Linked DNA regions of Mus musculus: region 1 is linked to region 2. A link is a loop called in an ENCODE intact Hi-C map of the cell type or tissue named here. Cell type or tissue: left cerebral cortex. All regions are shown on one strand.

What was found. Peaks named below come from ENCODE experiments on the same cell type or tissue, not always from the same donor. Only the 100,000 strongest peaks of a DNase experiment are listed, where the experiment ranks them.
Region 1: a loop joins it to region 2, with 6 times the contacts of the local background. A loop is called at or near these places in 3 of 42 quality-filtered maps.

What each region holds. Positions count from the first base shown.
Region 1 is chr12:102,394,179-102,396,678 of GRCm38, forward strand. Lgmn (legumain) reads right to left here. Exons shown (of 14, transcript NM_011175.4): 12 at 1,466-1,636; 13 at 664-731; 14 at 1-434. The coding sequence ends at 392. Among named protein-coding and RNA genes, the nearest start is that of Lgmn, 44 kb to the right of the region's middle. In left cerebral cortex, no CTCF peak of the experiment used is centred here; a DNase peak (open chromatin) is centred at 1,558.
Region 2 is chr12:102,718,644-102,721,143 of GRCm38, forward strand. The region is part of intron 1 of Gm30296 (a long non-coding RNA gene); the gene reads left to right. Among named protein-coding and RNA genes, the nearest start is that of Gm30296, 9.1 kb to the left of the region's middle. In left cerebral cortex, a CTCF peak has its summit at 1,150 (motif pointing left); a DNase peak (open chromatin) is centred at 1,141.

The sequences.
Region 1 (2,500 bases), 320 kb before region 2:
TAATTCTCCCATAGGGGCTTGCTTTCCACCCTCTTCTTCAGTGAAATCACTGTGAAGACGGCAAGAGGTTTCAGCTTTGAATTTCTCAGACGATTCCTTCCCTGGCTAGAGAAGCCGCGGGGAATTTGCTCTTGAAAGCTAATGGACAACAAAACAAACCAAAACAAACAAACAAAAAAACTCCTAAGAAGCAAAGTTCCTTCTTCCAGAGAGCTTTACCCACCCAAACTGGCTTCTTAGTAAGCAGGTATCTTCAAAAAGCAAGCCCTGGGGTGGGCGGGCAGTATTCCTGGGGGCCAGGGGCGCGGGTGCTGCCTCTGGCTCCGCCCTTTCAGTCTCTGGTTGGTTCATATTCCAGTGGACTGTGCTCACTCATTGGGAAGCGAGCTGTTCAGTAGTGACTAAGACACACTTTGTCCATGGCCATCTCTATCCTGCAAGAAACAGGAAGATGAATCAGATGAGTTAAGTCAACCCTGCAGAAAACAAGACATGGGGGGAGTCATGCGGGACAAAGTCCCTAGCCATCACCACTGGGAACCCGCCCTCCCATTCCACCAATGAGTGGCCTCAGGAACTACAGTCTCCTCAGGCCAGTGGTGCCCTCCCCAGTACATCTGGAATGATGCCCATCTTCCCAGTGCCAGCCAAGCGCTGCTTTACCTGTCAATCGGATATGGTGCCTCACAGAGATTGGCCAGCACATACAAGTACCGCAAGGCATGCTCGTACTGCAAGAAAACAGAGACCCACACGTGAGCACCTCACCATGCAGTAGTCACAGAGACAAAGCCATTTCAGCCAGGAGTTGGAGGTCCGTTTGGGTCACAGGTCTGCCATCTTCTTTCGGCAATCTGTAGGCATTCACACGCTCTCCCGGGGAGAGACAAACATTCGCACACAAACCTCAGGGCTGCTGGGGCTGCTGAAACTCTGTCCAGCTTCAGCTGATTCTGGGAACCCAGCTGAGGAGGGAAGCATGACGCACAAATGCCAAACTGGACGACAAAGGTTCAAAGCCAGGCTCTGCCAGGGTTTGGTCTACGGGCCACAGTCTGCCCACCTTGCTCCAGGAGGAGTCAAGCATCCCATTGTGACCACAGGGCGTTTTAGGGACCGACTAGCTGACTGACTCTACAACTGGCCGAAACATAGTTCTTCCTTCTCCATAGACTAGCGTGTGCTCCAACAATGATAAATCTTGGGGAATAGACAGAAGACATCAGGAGGAAGAAAGAAGCCAATGTCTGGAGATGTGAGGATGATGCGAGGGTTGTGGGGGTCACATCATCATGAGAAGCAAGCACCCTTCAAAGGCAACAGTAATGGGAGTTGTCACCTATGACTCTGGTAGACAAGACACATGACTACGGTCCAGAGAGAATCTTTCCATACAAGCCAGTGCACCTGAGTTTAGCACTAACATCTCAGATGCAGGAGACCTGAGGACCCTAGCTGGGCTCACCGTGACAGAGTGCCAGTTAAAGCAGTGTGTGCGGAAGTGGGTTACAGCCTCCTGGTAGCAGTCATGTGCTGTGAGCATGGTCCTCTCTGACAGATGTCTCTCAGCAGTTTCCCCAAATCCCGCCAGCAGGGAAACGATCTTGTGCACAGACTTCTCAATGACGTGCCTGGCCTAGGGAAAAAAAAAAGACAGGCAGCATTTCAAAACGAGTCTAGCTTAAAGTACTCTCCCCGGGCTCTATAGTAAGCAGCATATTCAGAGAACTATCCTGACACTGCCCTCAACCCACCGAGAATTAAACCAATTTAACAGATGCATTCAAGAGAGATGCTAGGTATGTGTTTGGTTTCTGTGACACTGGAAAGGCCAGACCTTCTAGATCACAGCAGAACTGACCCGTGTCACCTGGAGGTTCGCCTGTGCCTGACTGAGACCTGCCTCAGCACACTGCTATCCTCATCAGTCCCTGCCTGCTCCTGGGCACCTCTGCATGCTCAGGAAACCAGGGTGAGTACACAGAGAACACAGGCCACACACACCCCCCCCCCACTACGTGTTCCTCCCAGATGATGAAATAGCAACATAAAGAAGGCACTGCTGAACCCAAACATCCACGAAGTCTCTGACCAACCCAGTGTTCATCTTCTGCATGGATGAACTGTTCACACTCGCCAGAAACTGTGTGATGGAGCCACGTGTGGTCCCAAACACGGGGGTCCCTAGAGCCCTGCGGACCCCGTAATGGCTTCCCATGCTTCAGCAAAAACCCCAGGGCCACAGAGTAAACACCAGCTGTTCCCTGTCACACTGGGCGCAGCCGTCGGTGGACGTGAAGCAATGCTACTGTGCTGCATGAGTTCAATGTTGTTTTTATCTTGATTCTTTTTCTTAGTTTATTTTACATAAAGGTGTAAAGCAGGAAACTGTTGAATCAGTAAGTGTGTAGGCTTAGAGATAGTTTTCAGATTTACTGCCAAAACCAGAGAAATTCTACAATATACACAATGGCTCAGAGGCCAATACAAGGAAACTCTG
Region 2 (2,500 bases):
AATAAGACAGTCCTACCTCAATGCTGCCCTCAAGCTCACTCCCAGCTATCCTGAATATGCTGGGAGCACACCTGGGCACATCTGGTTGACTCAGGGCAGACTCTCCCTGGTTGTCTCCTATTGGGATAGATTTGCAGTATTGGTGGCCTGAAGTCAAAGCTCATCTTTGAGTGGCTCTCATGCTTCACCAGTAAAGCTGAGGATAATTGACTGCTCAGATTCACACAACATCATGGAGGCAGAGTTAATAATGTCCAATGCAGGCCTTGTAAGAATACCATCCCACTCACAGCATAACTGAAGGGTGCATCCAAATCTCAGTTTCTGCCTATGGACGGCGAATGCCTCAGGCATTGTGCCTGAGTATGTAAACCAGAGTCTTGGTTCTCTCACCTGTAAATGGAACATGGTAATTCTAGACTGCAGGGGTTTCCTGAGGATACAGTGGGACCACTCACTGGAATGTAGGCATTGGTGCAAATGCCAGGAACTATAACCAAACCAAAATATGATGTGAGGTCAGTCAGCCTTCGGGAAAACCTCAACACTATAGACAAAGTTAACGGGTGGGTTTTATTTTTGAGACAGGGTCTCACGTATCCCAGACTGACTTAAAATTCCCTATGCATCAGAGTATAAGCCTAAACTTCCGACTTTCCTGCCTCCACCTCCTGTATTCTACAATTATAGGTGTGCTTCTCTGCACCCAGTTTACCTAATCCCAGAAAGAAAACCCAGGGCCTGGAGAATGGCAGACAAGTGCTCTACTCACTAAGCTATATTTCCCAGCTTCTCCCCACCACGGGGTGAATTTTAAAAAGGACTGAATGTGGGTCACCTGACTGCCAAATCCCCCGTCTGCTAGAGTTGCGCCTGAACCCTTTCTACACAGAGTTCTTAGGGAGTTAACCTAACCGAGGCAATCTCTCCTTCATCTGGTGCCTGCTGTCCCCTGCATTGTTCCAGACATTGGGGTGCACCTCCTGCAGCTCATGCTGGAGGTAGAGAAACAGGCAAGAAACAAATTAAAAGTATCAGGTACAGGGGAATAGTGGGTGGAAAGGGGTGGGATGGGAGGCCTGGGGGAGGGGGAATAGAGTGCAAAGACCATACTGTTTCTTGCCCAGTGCAACAGCGCTACCTAGTGGACATCTTGGAAATTTGCATAGGCTAGCTATTAATTACAGAGTATGCCTGGTGTTGACTGATGCCAGCACCAAAGATCCTGCCGTGCACAAGAGAGTTAATGTTATAAGGAATGAAACCGCTCTGCTTTTGACACTCTAGAACGTCTCAGAAGGCCAGTTTTGTCGCTAAGAAGTTTGCTTACATTGGGAGAAGCCACCTCAGTTTTATCATTGTATATGAAGAATTTTATACTCGCTGAGAGAATTGAAGAGTCACGCACCCGGAGGGAAAGGCGGGTCGTTGCTCCAAAAGAATTGTTTGCTGTTGTTAGGAAGAGGGAGGGATACTTAACTCCCAAGTTACAGGCACGCCTTTCCAGGGCTCACAGAGTTCTGATTTGCATGGTGGAGTCCAGTTCACACTCTGGAAAGGCAAAGAAGAAAGATGCCATCTTTACTCTCAAGAAGCTAATGGCCGGGAGCTGGGGTAGTAGGTAAATGAGCACTGAGCCCCATGGGACCCTGAGGTATCTTGGGGCTTGAGGCATTAAGAACAGCTATAGTGGTGGCACACGTCTTTAATCCCAGCACTTGTGAGGCAGAGGTAGGTGGATTTCTGAGTTCTGAGTTCGAGGCCAGCCTGGTCTACAGAGTGAGTTCCAGGACAGCCAGGGCTACACAGAGAAACCCTGTCTTGAAAAACCAAAAATCAAAACAAAACAACAAACAAACAAAGAAAAACCTTACAGCTATATATAGCTTATAGCTATAAGCTATAACCTCTGTATGGAATTTGAGCCAGTAGCTATCAGCCCACCTGTGTCCCTGTGACTAGGTACCCATGCAGACAGCTGGCAGGATGACTATATATAGAAATAGAGATTCAATCAAAGTGGATTCTCCCTCATAATTTTGGTTTTTGAAAACTGTGGGCATGGGTAGCTTTTCTTATCTGTGAATGTTTGGGGTTTTTTTTTGTTGTTGTTGTGGTTGTTGGTTGATTTTTCAAGACAGGGTTTCTCTGTGTAGCCCTGGCTGTCCTGGAACTCACTCTGTAGAGCAGGCTGGCCTCAAACTCAGAAATCCGCCTGCCTCTGCCTCCCAAGTGCTGGGATTAAAGTCGTGCACCACCATGCCCGACTTGTGAATGTATTTCACACTCATGAAGTTGAGGGGCTTTTGCGGAGTGTTTTGAGGAAGCAATGTTCAGTGGCTGACAGGAAAGCTCAAAACCAGGGGCAGAGGATCACAAGCTAAAGGAAGCAGGGAGCTGAGGGCATGTCAGAGAAGGGTTCTCTGGACAGCAAGCGTGAGTGCAAAGATACAGGAGGAGAAGGGTATGGGAGATGGACCCGTGGGCAAGCTGCTTGCAC